2 separate regions of the Homo sapiens genome follow, and region 1 is linked to region 2. Evidence: read pairs that join two places in POLR2A ChIA-PET (ENCODE). Cell type or tissue: Caco-2. All regions are shown on one strand. Links, peaks and the distances in the headings refer to the core of each region. The heading gives the core; the rest is flanking DNA.

What was found. ChIA-PET counts read pairs that join two places held together with the same protein. Peaks named below come from ENCODE experiments on the same cell type or tissue, not always from the same donor. Only the 100,000 strongest peaks of a DNase experiment are listed, where the experiment ranks them.
Region 1: POLR2A ChIA-PET joins it to region 2 with 6 read pairs; 5 of 35 experiments call an interaction of 5 or more read pairs at or near these places.

What each region holds. Positions count from the first base shown.
Region 1 is chr17:28,092,382-28,098,389 of GRCh38, forward strand. The region is part of intron 1 of NLK (nemo like kinase); the gene reads left to right. Among named protein-coding and RNA genes, the nearest start is that of NLK, 53 kb to the left of the region's middle. In Caco-2, for the core only: no CTCF peak of the experiment used is centred there; no DNase peak of the experiment used is centred there.
Region 2 is chr17:28,005,208-28,011,215 of GRCh38, forward strand. No RefSeq gene overlaps it. Among named protein-coding and RNA genes, the nearest start is that of LINC01992, 17 kb to the left of the region's middle. In Caco-2, for the core only: no CTCF peak of the experiment used is centred there; a DNase peak (open chromatin) is centred at 3,514.

The DNA of each region.
Region 1 (6,008 bases), core at 675-5,674, 87 kb after region 2:
ATTTCTTTACAGCAAATGGAAACAAATTTAGAACATTTACTTAATAGGTGGGAGCTCTTCCATTTTGGTGATACTTATTTTTCTCTTTGGAGGAAGCCATAGTTTGTGAGGGAATTTTTTTGTTCCCATTAACTATATAAATATTTTAGAATGGTCTTTTAGGATTTATCTTTCCTGTCTTAAAGCTGTTCCACCCTCAGGCTCAGTCAACTGTGTAACTGTTTGTTTTCTAACCAGAGTTAAGTTAGTAAAGCCCTCCCCTTCAACAGTCACCTATAGCGTAACAAGTTCGGGGAGATAATAGTCAAACAAAACAGACTGTATCCTGCCTCGAAGTAGAAAGAGCTAAGCAACTAAGTGGCTTGTTTTTATTTTATTTTATTTTATTTTATTTTATTTTATTTTATTTTATTTTATTTTATTTTATTTATTTATTGAGACAGAGTCTCACTTGCCCAGGCTGGAGTGCAGTGGCGCAATCTTGGCTCACTGCAACATCCGCCTCCCGGGTTCAAACAATGCTCCAGTCTCAGCCTCCCGAGTAGCTGGGACTACAGGCATGTGCCACCAAGCCCAGCTAATTTTTGTATTTTAGTAGAGACGGGGTTTCACCACATTAACCAGGATGGTCTCGATCTCCTGACCTCCTGATCCACCCACCTTGGCCCCCCAAAGTGCTGGGATTACAGGCGTGAACCACCGCACCCGGCCTAGTGGCTTGTTTTTTTGTTATATTTTTAAAGTTTTCCTAAACCAGTTTTCTGAGACTAAGAGTAACTTCATTAGTTGGGAGGGGAGTTGCAGGGAGGAGGGGATATGCATTAACAAAACAAAGGGCTTTCCTTTCTTTGAAATATTCTCATGACCAGATGCTGGAAAAATATACAATAGATTTCTTAAATATAATTCTAGCTCTGAAGTATATACATACTTAATGAAACCAAAATTGAATGCTCCTAAAGTAGGCTGATCTATATATAATAGCATTTCCAAAAGTAGACCTTTTGTGGGCGATCTCCATTAACTCTCCCTCGGTATCTTAACTACATATTCCCCTTACTCCATAGGCATTCCAAGAGGAGTAATTTATAATAAAAAAAATTCTGTGAAATGTGATGGTCATCAAAGGGTTCCTTGGAAGGTATGGTGGGAAAGCTTTGTAATTGCTGCTTCACAGAACTTGAGTTGAGGGAGAGCAGTCTGGTATAGTGAAAAGAACATACACTGTAGAGTCCAAAAGACTTTAATCCAATCCCAGTTCTGCCCCTTATTCTTAGGACGGAAGCAATCTGACATCAACTCTCAAACTACTTGGGAGTTGTACGTAACACGTGGCAAGTTCGTTAACTTCTCTGTGCATTAGTTTCCCTGTTTGAAAAATGAAGATAACAATTCTTCCCATGAAAATTGCACACCAAAGACTCACCATATATTTCATTTGTTCACCTCATTTATTTGTGTTTTACTGGACTAATGGTTTCTGCTATTGTTAATAATTAATGAACATTGTGTCAGGACTTATTCTGTTGTCAGACTGCCTTAGGATATGATCTGCATTATAACATTAGAATTTCAATCCAACATCTCTAGAAAGAGTATGACAAAAGATTGCAAAAAAATGACTATTATTTAATAGGGTAGCAGAAAGAAGCTGTAACATTTTTACTAGAATATGATTAATTCACAGATGCTGACAAAAGCCATTATATTCTCATCAGATGATACTTAATAACTTGTGGACAAATAAGATGACTTGTTTTTATTCATGAGAGATTATATTAAGCTCTCTAGAAAAGCTGTAATTCTTCAGAACGTCCTAGAATTTACTGTATAGGGAATGGTTAGATTCTTCAGGTTTCTGAGCAAAAACAACCCCCAAAACAAAACCAAATTACCCACGTAGTTTGAGAGATGATGTCAGATTGCTTTTGTCTTAAGAACCTACAAGCAAGAACACATTTCAATAAGGCTGCCTTTCTCTTTTACACCTTTGAAATTACTGCCATGGATATATTTACTAGTAGTGCATTATTAACCCAGCTATGGCCACTTGCCTTTTGCTGACCGAGTTCAAAGCTTATGTACCAGAGAGGAAGGTAGTATTGGGAGGGGAGTTCTTGACAAAGGAGCTACTGATTTGCATTTATGGTAATACGTAATGTAAAGTCAGTCATCAAAAGATTAAGTATCTGAAAAGGATTATTTCAAACATTGCCATCCCTAGGGGTTTGCTGTTGAGGCAAATTACATTATTTATAGTCTTTGAGGTGGGTGGGTGGTGGGGAGGAGAGACAAAAGCTAATATTTTTATACAGGTGAAAATAAGCATCTGGTAAAGGGAGGTATAAGAGTTGGAATTCTTGGATTACAAAAGTTCAACTTATATTAGCTAAAAAGTGGGTATGTTGCCTCACATAACCAGGCTTCAAGATGGATAGAGTAGAACTAGCCTTTGATAGTGCAAGACTTGAATATTGTCAAGACTCTTGTCTCCTTTCTCTGACTTTCTCTGCAAATTTGTGTTTATTTTTTAAATTGTTTTCTCCACAGGGCAGAGGTAGTTCTCAGTCCACATATTTGCAGCTCTTCTTTAACCAAAGAGGAAAGGGACCTGACCTAGCTCCAGTTTTCATGATATCTAAGTCTTTTTTGGTGGTGGAGAATGTAGTCTCCTTACCAGAATAAAATTAGAAGGAAAAATTGGGAAGATACAAATAATTGCCACCTCAAGTGGAAGTCATTACTGTGAGTGCTAGAAAAGGATTGTCCTCATGGGGAAAGAGACCATGAGTTATACATGGTGCTAGCAAATGTTACATGATACTATTGTTGCTGCCTTTCTGTGCTAGTCCTCCTGCTTTATCCCCATATTTCCCCTCTGTAGTGCAGTACCCCCTCAAGCTGGGAGGGTAGTCAACTTGGACAGCGGCCTGGACCCTAGGGAAGAGTTTGCTGAAAAGTCTACATGGCCATGTTATCAGATTCGTTCCATTCCTAATTCAGATTAACAGCTTCTACATGTGATGGAATTGTATTACTTTCTAAAAAAAATTTCAGACTGTAACTCAACATAGTTGTGGAAGAAATTCAGAGCTTGTGGGAAAAGATGCATCTCTCTATCCAAGTCTCACTTCTAGAGGCAAGGATTCTACTACTCAGGATTGTAGTATGATTGTACACTTTAATCTTCAAGGACTTTATTATAAAGCAAGGTGCCAATATTATTACTGATGCAGATTATCCTATGATTCCAGATTTCTGCAATTACAATATATATATTTGAAATGATTATTCCATTAAGCAACCCACTTGCCCCTTGCTGTGACCCTTGCTATGGTGTAACTTTTAATGTTTCTGGTTTTACAAAAGAAAATCTGCATCAATCCTTAAAGTTACATTTAAAATTTACATTAACAGTACAACCAGATGGCATTCTGACACTCACTGTAAGTATTCTAGGATTTTTCTAAAATAGCTGGCTCAAATAGAAAAGTCATCTTTTTCCCAAGTGTGTTCCTGTCCTTTTCTCTTGTTGTGTGTTCTAACTGTTGCACTTATATTAAAATCATAAAACCAGAATGGAGAATTTATTCCAAAAGTTCCCATGCATTTCTCCAATCTTACTTCCTGTTGCAAGGACCCACCATCACAAATGAAGTGTAATTGTACATTCATGATGACGTCTTGCTTATTAAATGGTGACATTCAAGAAATTGTCAGCACAGGCATTCTTTTATAGGTCAAGGATATACTTATTTTGAAAACGTTGAAAAATAATAGTAATTATTTAACTGATTTCAGAAGAATCTATTTCAGTGGCATCCTGGACTTTCTACTGACTCACTAAAAATAGGGATTTTTGAAGAGGATGACAAAATTCATAAGTCCTTGATTCTACTATGTAAAATTATAATTTTACACAAGAAAAAGTACAATGTGGTTTACTTTTAGCCTAGTTTACCATAGTTAAGCCAAGAAAATGTAAGCTAACCAAAAGCTTGCAGAATTGTCGTTATTGTGACTCAGTGGTATAGACTTGAGTTTTCAAAAATGAAGTGTTCTTGTAATTTTTTTTATCCTCCTACAATATAGTCTCAGATATCTAGTCCTAAGGGGCTATAATTGAAGGAATATTGAAGGAGGAGAAAATGTCTGTCAACAATTTGCATTTGGTTGGAGAAGATTATGGGAACTTTAATATTGGAATCCTGACACCTGGGCATCAAAAGGGAAACTTTCAATGGGTCATTGCTGTAAATTAATCAAAGCCCTTGTGCATATTGAAGACACTTCTCTAGTTTCCCACTCCCCCATCTATTTCCAAACAGCAGAGAGAACAGGAAAAAGAATTTTTCAACATCTTAATTTTCTTCAATAAATAAGTCCCTAATAAAAATCTACTGTTACAAATCACTGGTGTCAGAGAAACAGTTTAAGAAGAAATCCCTTACTACTGGCAGATAGAGAATTGCTTCCTTTCTGCTCGAAAATAAGAGGTGTATTCTTCTTCCAGTAGTTGCCTTGTAGCATGCATAAGTGGGACACTGAAGGGTCTAAACAGTGATAGGATGGAGCCTTTCCCTTGTTTTCATGCTTTGTGTTATCCAGCTGTGTCATTTATGTTACAGTACAACATCCCATCACCACCACCTCTAGCCAGACTTAATGAGAGTAAGTTTTATTCTTTTTCCATCTAATGAAACTTTGCTTGAGCCATTTGCTTATATTTCAGTTTTGTTTGGGATATAACTTAAAAATGAGACACCAAGGTACAAGATGCATATTATAAGTTATTTTTATTGTATAACCTCTGAAGGCAACATTAAAAAATGTTCAAATAACAAAATACTTACTTTTTGATTATAGAAATTTTTAAATTATACTAATGTTATTAAGAATTGGCCATGCTTCTAACTGTAATTGTTACTTTTATTAAGAAGGTTTAATAAATGAGTTTCATTTCTTGTGTGGATATCTGTATTTAACTTGGTTTCTTTGACTTGGCATTATACAAGTAAAATTCAAATTTCCTTTTTCTGCAGTCAAACTTACATATATTTATTCTCTTCTTTGAATTACATAATGCTGAGTTGCAGGAAAAATTGGTTAGGCATGGTCCTTGTGAACCCAAGTTGTATTTCAGTTTTATAAATAAATTATCCTTACTCAGTTTGAATATCTGAACCTAGTTGGATTGGGAAACGTTATTTTAAAGCAGGCACAATAAATTATTTACCCTAAATAATTTAAAGTATATTGCTTTTTTTCTGTTTGAAATTACCTATAGTTGTTATAGTAGTATAAGGCATCTTACCTACTGTTGATATGATTATAATGACAGATACTTGTACATTTTCAGTGTCTTCAATTAAGATGATTGACTCTAAGTTTTAGCAACTAGGAAACCATTGAGGATATATCACTTTTCAGTTGTGATTCCTGCCTTTGTTAGTCTCCTTGACAAATTGAATTTCCATTTTACGTTACAGTGTGGGTTTAAATTCACCAAGCTTTAATAAGGATCCTGTTCCTTTTCATTTTTTTCTTTAAGTGAATGTTTACAGGGTAACCTAGTTGACAAAAGTTTGTTTCTTGGCACTTTGCATTTGCCACTTCTGTAATTTTTTAAGGTGTCGACTGGTTATTAATAGATTAATCTTCCTTAGAACTACAAATAACCAGATCCAGCACTGTGCCCTTTTCTTTTTATAGATAAGGGAACTGAGACCCAGATAATATAAACCTACGAAGTGTACACTAGAACCTTCTGTTACTTCTTTATCTACCACAGGGCAAACTGTAAGTAAACAATTAAAATAACTGATTCAATTTGTGAATCAGCTCTCTTGAAATGATATAGTTGCTCATGTTAGATCTTTTGTGATAACAATGATTGAAGTCCAAAGGTAATTGTTTAAAAAATTGTCATAAGAATTAGGCAGAACGGGTAGCCTCATATACCCAAGGTGGAGTAAAAGAGAGTAGAAATTATGAATTATTTTTCTTCT
Region 2 (6,008 bases), core at 617-5,616:
ACAAAGAGCCTGAATCTAATTAAGCCTCTAGTTCTATCAATTTATAAAAACCACAGGGAGAGAGGAACCCATTTAGCAACACCACAGGGATGCAACAGGAAAATCCAGTCTGGGGGAAAATCTACAGGAAAAAATGGTCTTGTTTCTTCAACAAAAACATGGCAAAAATGAAAAAAAGGGTGGAGAGAGAAACCTCTAAATTAAACGAGATTTAAAGGTAAATCAACAAATTACAATGAATGATTCTTATTTATAGCTTGATTCAAACAAACAACACTGAAAAAAATCCTGACATTTGAAATAATTGAAAATTTGGACAATGACTGGATTCTTGATTATATCAAAGAATTACTGAGGCTGGGCACAGTGCCTCCCACCTGTAATCCCAGTACTTTGTGAGACTGAAACAGGAAGATTACTTGAACCCAAGAGTTCGAGACCAGCCCAGGCAACATAGGGAGACCTCCATCTCTACAAAAAAAACATTTTAAAATTAACAGGGCCTGGTGGTGTGTGCCTGTAATCCCAGCTATTTGGGAGGTTGAGGTGGGAGGACTGCTTGAACCCAGGAAGTTAAGATTGCAGTAAGTCATGATCATACCACTGTACTCCAGACTAGGTGACAGAGTAAGATTCCATTACTACAAAAAATAGGGGAAAAAATTACTGTTATTTTTTGGATATGATACAGTGTGAGGTTTTTTTTGTAAAAGAGCTCCTATCTTTTAGAAGTACATATTGAAAATTCTACAGATGAAACTATATGCCTGAGATTTGTTGCAGAATAATCCAGGAGAAGAGGTGAGACATAAAACATTAGCCATAAACTGATAAGTACTGAAAATCTGGTGATGCGTACATGAGAATATACTAAGTCTTTTTCTCTTTGACATATGTTTTTTTGTTTGTTTTTGAGACAGTCTCACTCTGTCACCCAGGCTGGAGTGCAGTGGTGCGATCTCAGCTCACTGCAACCTCCGCCTTCTGAGTTTGAGCAATTCTCCTGCCTCCGCCTCCCAGGTAGCTGGTATTACAGGCACATGCCACCACACCTGACTAATTTTTGTATTTTTAGTAGAGATGGGGTTTCACCATGTTGGCCAGGCTGGTCTCAAACTCCTGACCTCAGATGATCTGCCCGCCTCAGCCTCCCAAAGTGCTGGGATTATAGGCATAAGCCACTGCGCCTGGCCTTCATGTATGTTTGAATCTTTCTATAATAAAAAGTTTTAAAAATCCTTTCAAAGAGTTTTGCTGTAAAGGAGATAAAAGAAATGAGGCAGTAGCTGGTACTATGTAATCCTCAAGAACAACTCTTTGAAGAAGGTATCATTACTATCATTCCCATTCTACAGTTATGAAGTCTAAGTTAAGTGACTTGTGCAGGGATGCACAGTAATGACAGAGCTGGGATAAAAAACCAGGTAGTTTGTCTTTGGAGCTCTCGCTCTTAACCACTGTACTATGCTCAGTACGTTAAATGTGGGGAAATAACATGGTCAGCTTTGCATTTGGGATCACTTTGAAAGACTTGCAGACGACAAAATTGGAGGCAAGGGGACCAGCGAGGAGTCTACTGCAATAGTCTAGGCAGGAGATGATGGTCACCTCCACCAGGGAAGTGGCAGTAGAAATGAGAAAAGTGGAAGAATTGCAAAGATATATGGAGGTAACACCGACGAGGAGAGCTTGGCAAGGCTAGAAGAACAAGAATGCGGAAAGGGTCAGTTATGGATGTCTGATTTACAGCTTGGGTCAGTGAAATAGCTGAGACAGATAGGACAAAAGGAAAACTAGAGTGAGGTAAGAAATGAGTTCATTTGGGACATATTCAGTGCTGCCTGTGCTCCCTATTGGGGAAAATATCAGAATTGAAGTCACCTCCATTTATTGGCAGAGTTAGCTTCACCTTGTTAGTAACTACAAATGATGGGTTCCTGGTTGAGGAAGAAGGTAAGCATGATTTTCACTGATGCCCCTCTCAGGCAGAGCAAAGGCCATGAAGTTAATGTTGTGCCTCCAGATTCTGGCCTAAATACCTCCTTCCTGAGTCGATTTCCTAGGGCCACCCTCCTTTCCAACAAATAGACATGGTTCTACCAAGGTCTTGGCTTCAGCCCTAGGAAAATTGCACATGGTAAAAGGAAAAAGCTTGTAAGTTAGACATATTTCATATACAGAGGTTGCAGTTTAAGGAGGATGATGACCACTTACTAGTTGTGGAACACTGGATAAATTTGCTTAACTTTTCTGAGTTTTGTTTCCCCTAATTATTTATTTATTTATTTATTTATTTGAGATAAGGTCTTGCTCTGTCACCCAGGCTGGAGTGCAGTGGTGCAAACATGGCTCACTGCAGCCTCAACCTCCTGGGCTCAAGTGATCATCCTGCCTCAGCCTCCTGAGTAGCTGGGACTACAGGTGCACACCACCATACCTGGCTAATTTTTAAAAATTTTGTAGAGATGGGAGTCTCACCATGTTGTTTGGCTGATCTCAAACTCCTGGATTCAAGCAGTTCTCCCGCTTCAGCTGCCTAAAGTGCTGGGATTACAGGTGTGAGCCACTGCACCTGGCCAGTTTCCCAGTTTAAGATGAGAATAGTGGCTGGGCACAGTGGCTCATTCCTGTAATTCCAGCACTTTGGGAGGCTGAGGCAGGCAGATCACTTGAGATCAGGAGTTCCAGACCAACCCGGCCAACATGGTGAAACCAAGTCTCTACTAAAAATACAAAAATTAGTTGGGCATGGTGACGGGTGGCTGTAATCCCAGCTGCTCAGTAGGCTAAGGCAGGAGAATCACTTGAACCCAGGAGGTGGAGGTTTCAGTGAGCCGGGATTGCACCACTGCACTCCAGCCTGGGTGACAAAGCAAGACTCATCTCAAAATAAATAAATAAATAAATAAATAAATAAATAAATAAATAAATAAATAAAATTGAGGATAGTGGACTGGGTTTGGTGGCTCATGCCTGTAATCTCAGCACTTTGAGAGGCTGAGGTGGGAGGATCGCTTGAGACCAGAAGTTCAAGGCCACAGTGAGCTATGCGCTCCAGCCTGAGTGGCAGAGTGAGAACCTGTCAAAAAAAAAAAAAGAAGAAGAAAAAGAAGAAGAAGAACCTGTATCTTAAAATTAAAATGAATTATTGGAAGTAAAGAGTCTAACACAGGCAGCTGGGTGCTCAGAAAATGCCAATTTTATACCTCATTCCCTCTGTGAGATTCTTGGGATGTGATATCTGCAATTCCTTGTGGTGTTTGTGAGTCATATTCTACGTCTGGGCAGAGCAAGGACAGCAGGCTTTGATGGCCTTACCTGATTCGAGTGCATTCCATCCTGATCTATGAATACCCTAAACCCCATTTGAAGTACATAAATTCACAAGGTAAGACTCTCCCAGGACTCCAAGATTGCTTGATGCACTGTTGCTCCCTGTAGCCTCACAGTGGCAACCTGCTGGGGTCATCAGCACCACGTGTATGGACAGCTCCTCCTCCAGGACTTCCTTAACTCTTAATTCCAGAACCTGGCCTCTGCCCATGGTTCTGATCAAGATTTCCCTTCCTTTCTTGCCCTTCTTGCCATAGCTTCAAGTACTCAGGCCAGAGTCCATAGGCTTGGCATACCAGAAGGTACCTGAAGGCATCTGATTCCAAAACAAATCAGGTTAGACAAGCCTGCTCAGGTAAATACATTTTCTAAACCTGTATCACCACTTTTTGGGAAAGGCTTCATTGTTATCTATTGAGGCTGGTTCTGACATAAAGCTTATGTTTTGAAAACAGTATAACTTTTTAAAGTTTTTTAATGAGCCCCTTCTGGGTTGAAATTAATGTCTTTTATAGTTGCATTCTCCCTGGCTTTATTTTCCATGTCTTAGGAAAATGCTTATGTAGCTGCCTCAGCTTTTCACAAATTATCAAGGGAATTAGGGCACATTTTGGGGAGCTTGTTCTTTGGCCTTATTTTGAGAACATGTCACTTAAATAATTCTCTCTCTTCTCCCCAAGACAGGCGTGGACTATGGGAGGAGTCCCATAACTGTTGCCATGGGGAGTAGCTTTTGCTTTATTTAAGAGAACTAAACTGAAGCATACTTACATTAGCAAATGGAGCAGATTCTCAAATTTTAACATAAAGCCAAAGTGTGTGTGTGTGTCTGTGTGTGTGTGTGTGTGTGTGTATGTATATACATATATATACATATATATAGAAAGAGAGAGAGAGAATGAGAGAGAGAGTGAGAGAGAGAGAGAGAGAGAGGATCTCACTCTGTCACCCAGGCTGGAGTGTAGTGATGCCATCTTGGCTCACTACAATCTCTGCTTCCCAGGTTCAAGTGATTCTCCTGCCTCAGCCTCCTGAGTAGCTGGGATTACAGGTGTGCACCACCATGCCCGGCTAATTTTTGTATTTTTTTTTTTTTTTTGGTAGAGACGTGGTTTCACCATGTTGGCCAGGCTGGTCTCAAACTCCTGACCTCAAGTGATCTGCCTGCCTCAGTCCCCCAAACTGCTGGCGTTACAGGCATGAGCCATGGTGCCGGGCCATACATTCTTAAATTGGGGTCTTTCTTCTCTAAATTGGGTTGTGGGCTGACATAGGTACTCTGGTATTAGGACACCTGGAGGAAAAGTCCCAATTAAGAGTTCCTGGCTGGGTGCTGTGGCTCACACCAGTAATCCCAGCACTTTGGGAGGCCAAGGCGGGTGGATCATGAGGTCAGGAGATCAAGACCATCCTGGCTAACACGGTGAAACCCCGTCTCTACTAAAAAAAATACAAAAAAATTAGCTGGGTGTGGTGGCGGGCACCTGTAGTCCCAGCTACTTGGGAGGCTGAGGCAGGAGAATGATGTGAACCTGGGAGGTAGAGCTTGCAGTGAGCCGAGATCGCGCCACTGCACTCCAGCCTGGGCAACAGAGTAAGACTCCGTCTCAAAAAAAAAAAAAAAAAAAAGAGTTCCTACGAGTACTGAACTGACCCTACTTCTGGAAGGCAAGAAAATGAGCCAGGATTTACCATATAACAATCATGTACACAAATCTCGAGTTGCAAATCTTTACACATGCTATCTCAAGGAGTTGTCACAGCAACTCTGGGAGGTAGGTGTTACTATCACTGTTTCACAGATGAGAAGCTGAAGTTTGAGGAGGGGTCACAACTTACTTAAGACCACTCAGTTTGCAAGTGGCAGAGGAAAGATTTATGCTCAGGTCAGTTTTGACACCAGACTATAGTGTTAAGCCACTGTCTGTGACATCAGAAACTCCAGTAGGACAAAAGGCTCTGATGGCATGATAGGGATTGAGTGTGGGGCATGAAGTTGCTGATTCCAGAATGAATGTGGGAGGTTCCAGAGAATCCTCCACATCTGTGAACCAATGCCTCTCTAAAGTTGTCTTAGAGGCACAGGCTGGTGCTAGGACAGCTGCATTAGAATCATCTGGTGGGCATGTGAAGAACGCAAAGAGCTGGATTCCATTCCCAAAGAGTATAATCCAGTAGCTGATATGTTTTGGATGTTTGTCCCCTCCTAGTCTCATGTTGAAACGTGATTCCCAATGTTCACAGGGCCTAGTGGGAGGTGATTGGATCATGGAGGCAGATCCCTCATAAATGAAGTATCATCCCCTTGGTGATAAGTGAGTTCTCGCTGAGTTCATGTGAGAGCTGGTTGTTTAAAAGAGTGTGACACCTCTTCCCTCTCTCTTTCTTGCTCCTGCTTTCGCCATGCGATGCACCTGCTTCCCCTTTTTCTTCCATCATAATTGGAAGTTTCCTGAGGCCCTCACCAGAAGCAGATTCTGGCAGTGTGCTTCCTGTAAAGCCTGCAGAACCATGAATCAATGAAACCTCTTTTCTTTATAAATTATCCAGCCTCAGATACTCCTTTATAGCTATACAAATGGACTAACACAGCAGGAGTGTAATCAAGCCCAGGAACATGAACATTAAAAAATGTCTAAGTGATTCTGATGCATAGATAGATTTAGGAACCACCA